Linked DNA regions of Homo sapiens: region 2 is linked to region 1. A link is a contact called in ENCODE Hi-C or POLR2A ChIA-PET data. All regions are on one chromosome and are shown on one strand. Each heading gives the region's core, a stretch centred on a gene start or an enhancer-like site at or near the end of the contact. The rest is flanking DNA. Distances are from core to core; before and after follow the strand shown.

Region 1 (3,454 bases), core at 379-2,878:
GGCAGCATCTATGTGCCAAGGGCATGATGGGCCCTCGATAAATATTTATTACATTAACAAGAGTATATATGAAGAAATGAAGGAATGGAAGGGCATCATGGAGGGAACAAAGCTAACTAACCTTCTTGTAGTCTGTAAATGTGCACCTGCTATCAGGAGGCCCCAGCCTGTCTTTCAGACTCACTCTCTGAAAAGTGCGGACACTGTTTCTCCCAATCTGTCCTCACAATCTTTCCAGGGCTGCCACTCCCTGAGTTTCCCAGGTCTCCTGGGTTCACAGTCATGATACTCCAAGCTGGCAGGAGGCTCACCCCTGGCAGGTGATGCTCCAGGCAGGTAGCCGAGTGCCCCAGAGGCTCTGGCAGTCACTGTCTGGCCTCAGTGCTCTTCTACAGTGAGGTGTGGCGCAGAGCTGAGCATCGCGCATTGCTGTATGCCCTGTTTCACAGTTACTGTGGCAACAGCCAGGCTTCAGCCTCGCCTAGGTTGTCCTGGGGAGGATGGGCCGCTGTTGGAGGCTACAGCAATCCTGTGAGCCACAGCCATCCTGGTCATTGTGCAGGTCCAGGCATCTCAAACCAGGGAGTAGACACAGACACTGGAGTCCTGCTGAGCCCCAGGCTGGCCAGGAGACAAAACAGGCGTGATCATTCACAAAACCCAGGAGCCCTAGGAGATGCCGCCTCCCTGTGTCCATCTGAGCACCCAGGCCCTGCAGCAGAGGACCTCCTCCGGTTGGCACGAAGGCGCTTCACAGCTTCCTCTGCAGCCACGCCTTACCCCATCCCACCCTACCCCATGCCCCAGCCAAATAAAACTATTACAGTTTTATTATACCAATTGTCAGTTTCCTCCTCCGAATTTTCTCATGCTGTTCCTCATCCTTTTCGCTGGAAATGTTCACTTATCCTCCAAGGCCTAGCTCATGCTTACCTTCTCTATCAGCAACATTGACCCCCAACACCCCCCCCCACCACCACCACCACTGACCCCAGCCCCACCCACCCAAGAAGACTCTCCCACTCCCCATTCTAGGCTCCTACAGAGGGTGATAAATCCCACTCCCCTGCCAGACTGTGTCTCTCATCTGATTATCAGCCCAGCACCTAAGGCAGTGAATGGGTACCTTGATCATGGTACCCTCAAGAACCCATGATCCAGAGAGGCTGTATTGGCTTTAACCTGGGTGTCAAACTAAGGAGTCAAGAGCAAACAGCCCCACATATGAACCTGGATTTGGGCATGGCTGATTATCATGGGAGCACCCTTCCTCCCAACAAGCTCATCACTCAAGTCCTACTTTTGTTAGCTAAACATTCATTCATTCATTCATCTGAGAAATATTTAGTAAGCATGACACTACACAACACTGTGCTAAGCACTGAGAATGCAGAGTGCAGCAAGACATAGTCCCGGCTCTCTAGAAACTCCTAGGCTAGGAGGAGAGACAAAAGAGTAAGTAGACATGGCAAGGGAAGTGGAGAGGATGGTGGGAATCCACAGAAGAGGCCCCTGATTCCATGTAAGAGAGAAACTGGACATTTAGAGGCTTGAAGTTCAGCCTGGATGAAACTAGCAGAGCGGGGCGGCACCAGGACACTAAGCCATCTTCAGACCATGGCAGCAGAGCCCAGGCTTGACTCAGAAGCGGGGCTGTGTAACAATCCAGGCTTTTCTGCCAACTTACGACAAGACTTATTAGAGATTCCAGGCACAGTGGTATTGAGACACAGACCACTAATTTGCACCCCACCCTCTTTTTTTTTTTTTTTTTCGTATTAACTGGCATCTCTGCCTGACCTTCCCCAATCCTCTGACAGCCTGGGAGTTTGCCTGGCTAGCAGCCATCCAGATTTCTTTTTTTCTCCAAGCCCTGGCCAAGACCCAGGATACATGGGAGAGGGGGAAGGGAACAGTTTGTGCTCATGCAAAGCTTGCTCTTGCATACAGCCCCTGGGCCGGGATGGAGCCGAGTTTCCTCTGAAGCGGGGCCCAGCCAGTAGAGCTGCCTCTGTCCTACCCCCTCGAGACACCCAAGCCGATTTGGTGCAGATGGCACCAGCAGATGCCAGTCCCTAGGAGGGTCCCTCCTCCCTAGCTAATGAGGGGAGCAGGTGAAGGGACCAGAGAATGTGATCAGGAGTGAGAAGTGAAACAAACACTAGATTAAGAGTTAGGAACCTGGGTTCTAGTCCCAGCTCTGCCACAAATAGGCTATATGACTTTGGGCAAGTCACTTCACCTCTCTGACCCTAGGTGTCCCTGTTGTCTGAGTCTGTGATTCTAGCTGTCAGAAGTGCAAATACTGCTTTAAAAGAAAGGAAAACTGGGTTTTCACTTCTGCTCTGTTGTTAACCTACTGTGTGATGTTGGGTAAATTCCTTCACCTCTCTGGGCTAAGATTAGCCATCTTTTAGAAGTCACATCGCACGCAACATGCAATTAAAACTGAGTTAATGTGAGGCCAGGGCCATGAATGACCCAGGAAGAAATCATGAGAATCTATGAAGAACCTTTCCCCACTTTTTCCCACTGTCCTTGCCCTGGGATTCTAGTCATGAGGAAGCTGCTGGTCCACCCACTGCATGTGCAGTCCTGCTCTGAGCTCCTGCCCTTCCTCCCGCACTAAAAAAATCTCTCTGCTTCGCCAGAATTCTCTGAGGCCATCTGTGGCTCTGATCCACCAGTCAGGTGAGCCGTGGGACCAGCCCTGGGGATTCTCAGCCTTCAGGGATCCTGGGCCTCATCACATGCAGATGTAGTCCTGCCTTTCCGGGGCAGGTGTGGCTGCACACTCCAGCGAAAGTGAAGCTGCATCTCTCTGCAGCCTTACAGCAAATGGGTAGCCACCACAGCTGCTGATAAACAGCTAGGGGAGCCATTGGCCAAATAACCCACTTTTCACACCTGGAAATAATGGGGGAAACACTCAATTAGGCATTCAGGTGTAGGTCTGGACTGGAGTGGAAGTCACAGCCTGCCCTCCAGGCTCCTAGAAATCACTGGTTTGAGGCTGTTGCAGGATGACAGGACCATGGGTTTTATGGGGGCTAGTTGGCATGGCTGAGGACAAGGGGCTGGCTGGTGACCATTCAGGCAGAAAGGAAGATGAGGAGTGGGGACAAGATGAATAAGCACTTTCTTTAGAGTCTGAGGCCCTGTGAGAGGAAGAAATCAATGGAAACCTTGGGAGGGACCCCAGAGAGAGTCCTGCTGAGAGAGGGTGTCGGCCAGATAAATTTGATGATGCAGCACTGAGTGGGGGCACAAAGTCCTATTTGAAGTATTGCAGGCAGGCTGGCACGTGCGTCCCACCTGTGCATCTCATGTCTGGCCATGTGGCCCCTGACATGCTGCTGGGCAGAACCAGGGGGAAGCAGCAGCCAGTTAAACCCTGGCACCCATGCAGGCAGCCTCTGATAGGCAAACAGCCTGGAAGCTGGGAGCCTCAATT
Region 2 (3,575 bases), core at 659-3,158, 1.0 Mb after region 1:
ATGGGGGGGAAAAAGAAGGTTGTTTATTTCAAAGGGTATTAGAACCCATTCTTCAAAAGAGAATACCGAAAAAGAGAAAAAAAGATATTGTGTAAAAGCTCAGAAGGTTTTCAGAATTTCCCTTTTTTGCCCATTGTAAACATGATCTTTCCCTTTGCTCTGAGCTCCCCCCTCTGGCATTAATGGTATATTTCTCTTTCTGTTACTACAAACTTCAAAGCTCCCCTCCAAGTCATTTTGCAAACTGTAAAGTAATGGTGGGGGCTGCTTTTATTTCCCAGAGTTTGTGGTGGGGGTGGACTGAGAAATGTAGAGGAACTGTTGGCAACATTTATTAACTTTTAATTTGGTGCAGAAAAAATCGGAAACCAAGTACCATACACCATTGATGTTGCTTCAAAGATACTTTGAGCTTGTTTAACCAATTTTTTAAAGCTTGTGTGCCGGACTGAAATGAGGTGCCTTTTATACAGACCTCAGGATTGTGCTGTCATAATAGATAAATCCATATGTCTCTTTGTTTTTGTAATTAAAGCTTTATCCTTCCTCTTTTTTGTCTTCAATGGCTATCTTTGTTCTGATAGAGACCGATTGCTTTATTGTAAGTAAACTCCTAACTATTGTGTGATATTCTCTTTAAAAAGAAGACTGGTGATGCCTAATTTATTTAGCACCATCTAGGAATCTGATTTTCAGTGTGGCTTAATTTTCCAGAAAATAGTCTCTCCCCTTTTAGCATTAAAGATTGTATTTTAACATCTTTAATGGAAATTTTATAAAATACATTTCTCAGATTTGGTCCTTTTGTCACAATATACTGAGCACATTCAGACTTTTTCTGGTGACTGAAGGACTGTCATTTTGAACCTGGTTAATCGATGCTTTGGTTGCACTTTTGCACACTACCCTTTATTGAATGTATTGTGATACGTCAGAGGTCATCTTGTCACATGTGAAGGCACGGACAACGTTCCATCGTGCTGAACCAGTCCCAGACTTCCATTAAAAAAAAAATCATACTTGTTCACTCTTCATACCCTCTGTCTTTTTTTTCCTTGCTTTTTGGGGGTAGGTTATCATGTCTAGCTATTGATCGTGTCTGTTTCAGACAAGCTCCTCTTGCTAAGTTGCTCAACTATTGTGGTATAAGCTGCAAAGGCAGAGAACCAAGGTGGTTAGAATTGTGTGTAGAATAAGCGACCAGAAAGCACTCTGTGGCATCATGCACATGAATTCTCAGCTATGGATTGTATAACATAAGGACATTTTGCCCCTGGAAATGTCCCTTTTTTCTTAATTCTCTCTTCCTTAGTTTCTGCTATTCTTAGTGGTCCAGGCTGCCAGGTAAATTAGGTATTCTTCTGTTAACAATGGCAGTCAAATGATACCTAAAACACCTTTATTGTAGAATTCTCTATCCTAGTCCCATCCATCTGTATTTGTGTTACTTAAGTTTTAGCTATTCCATGAAGATCCATTTCTGGGAAAAATGCTCCGTTATCTAGTGATCTGTTAATTTCTAGAAGTATCTAGGTTGAGGGTAAAGTTTTTGCCGTTTATTTTGCCACCTAGATTGTGCTGAATGGATAAGTGAATGAATATGTTTCTTTTGATACTGAAGCAAGTGGGTTTTTTCTTTTATTTTTTGTGATTAAATATTTGGTTAGTTTCTTTTTTCCTCTTAATTTGTTCTTACTTGTCCTTTATTCCTTAGAGCCACATAAGGAAGGGCAGGGGGAAAGAATTTGAATTATCTCAGTGTTTTTTTTTTTTTGTTTTTTTAAAGGAGATAGAATTTGCTCTTGCTATTCATTTCAAGAAATTGGTGATCTTGCATCAGCCGGCTTGTTTTTGAAAGATGTTTTTCTTGGCATCCATGCAAACTAACGATATGAACTGTATCAAACCCAGAGTGGCGTGGGCCTTCCTTGTACTGCCTTCTGACTTCTTCAGCTGCTATGTCTGTACTTGCCCTCCTATGTGCCCTGAGCTCTGCCCTCTGACTGAGAAGATCTAGAATTTGACTGTCCTCTTTAGGCCAGAGCTATCATTACTCATATAAATGATATTCTTTTTGAGATAGCTTTCTCCTTTCCTCTTCATTTGGCATCAAAACTAATAAATGATGAAACTAACTTCCTTTCCAGTAATTAGAACCTTTCTCTTTTTCTCTTTTTTGTCTCTCTTTTCCTGAGTGAAGGCAGTGTGGTGTTAAAAAAAAAAAAAACCCTAATATTATCCATATCTTATGGGATACTCTACTGGCATAATACTTCTTTACTAAAGCCTAGAACCATAGACTTCAGTTTTGGGGACCTGATCAAAGAAATAAGACAGACCTATGAAATAATCAGCCTCTTTAAGTATCATCACATACCCTTCGTGTGTACGAGCCAGTGGCTTTCAATTTGATTTAATCAGTGTATGGTTATTAATGTGCACTATATGGAATGCACTGTGTTCTATGCAAAAAAACTCCAAAAATGAAATCTTCATACCCTCCCCCTTTATTTTAGCTTGTAGGAAATGCATTTCTTCTGTTTTGCTTGTGTGGATAATTACTTTAGAGTAACTTATGATCTTTTCCCATGAGCTTAGTGTCAATTTCCTGGAGGCATATAATTTTATATAAATTTACCTGTTTGCCCTGTCTATAAATTGAGGATGAACTGATAAAAAAAAAATACATCTGAGTGACTATGGATGGGTTTGTGTGGGAGTGTGTGAGGATGGGAGAAACTTCCATGATTCATTAAGATATATTATGGTCATAGTAAAGGCTCATTTTAAAATTTTTTGATTTCTTTTTAAATTTTGCGTGTTATCCAAACATGTTAGAGGATTTCATTTTAAAGAAAGTACTGAAAATATTTGCCCAAATTAATATTTGTGTTCTACTTTTTTTCTCTTATAGTTTCTCAAATTTACTATATTTGTGTTACTAGAGTTTTTAGATTTTTATTCTGATTATGGCTTATGATTATCCACCAGATGTTTAAGTATTTTACCTTTTGCTATTATTTATGAGAGAAAAAAATGGACTGTAAGCTCCCTGTGGTACAATTTTCTGTTCAGAAGAAATGGAAAAGTTTGGTGGCATTCATTTTCTAGCTCATGGTCTTTTCCCATTTTCGATTATCTGGTGATCACTTACTATTTGCTCTAAACTTCAGACTAATGCTGGACAATGAAGAAGAATGCCTGTGACCTCATGGAGCTCACATCTGGATGGGAAAACAGTGCTATTGGTTTCACCACTAAAATTTTCCGTAATATTTCTTTGTTACCATTTTAAGATCGATAGGATATTTTATTATCTAATCTTTTTTCCACTTCACATCTTTTATTTCCCCGTTTTTCTGTGATGTTTCCATACTGATTGTAAATGACTCCACAAGTGTGTGCATGAATTCCCTTAAGCTCCTCTGCTTCCCATCATCCAGGCCTGCTGATTGGTATGAGTTCAGTATTGTCAAGTGTTCCCCATCTGCTTTTTGTCAGTCGCTATTTTTGCAAAGTCTTCCTTCTCTCTAATTATACAAATATGTCTTTTTCATTTTTCTTGTCAAAGACAA

What was found. Hi-C counts contacts between places; a loop is a spot of excess contacts on that map. ChIA-PET counts read pairs that join two places held with the same protein, here RNA polymerase II (POLR2A). Pooled maps may share reads with other maps.
Region 2: a map of naive thymus-derived CD4-positive, alpha-beta T cell shows a loop between it and region 1 (23-fold over the local background). The contact joins two enhancer-like sites. A Hi-C loop is called at or near these places in 3 of 168 maps with a recorded cell type or tissue (CD4-positive, alpha-beta T cell, MCF 10A and naive thymus-derived CD4-positive, alpha-beta T cell) and 8 of 50 pooled maps. POLR2A ChIA-PET finds 5 or more read pairs at or near these places in 2 of 52 experiments (CD4-positive, alpha-beta T cell and K562).

The regions. Positions count from the first base shown.
Region 1 is chr7:132,392,228-132,395,681 of GRCh38, forward strand. The region is part of intron 3 of PLXNA4 (plexin A4); the gene reads right to left. Among named protein-coding and RNA genes, the nearest start is that of PLXNA4-AS1, 42 kb to the left of the region's middle. Within about 2 kb of position 1,629, at least 3 of the 41 ENCODE cell types and tissues checked have a DNase peak (open chromatin) inside an H3K27ac peak, as active enhancers do.
Region 2 is chr7:133,434,288-133,437,862 of GRCh38, forward strand. The region is part of intron 7 of EXOC4 (exocyst complex component 4); the gene reads left to right. Among named protein-coding and RNA genes, the nearest start is that of MIR6133, 150 kb to the left of the region's middle. Within about 2 kb of position 1,909, at least 4 of the 41 ENCODE cell types and tissues checked have a DNase peak (open chromatin) inside an H3K27ac peak, as active enhancers do.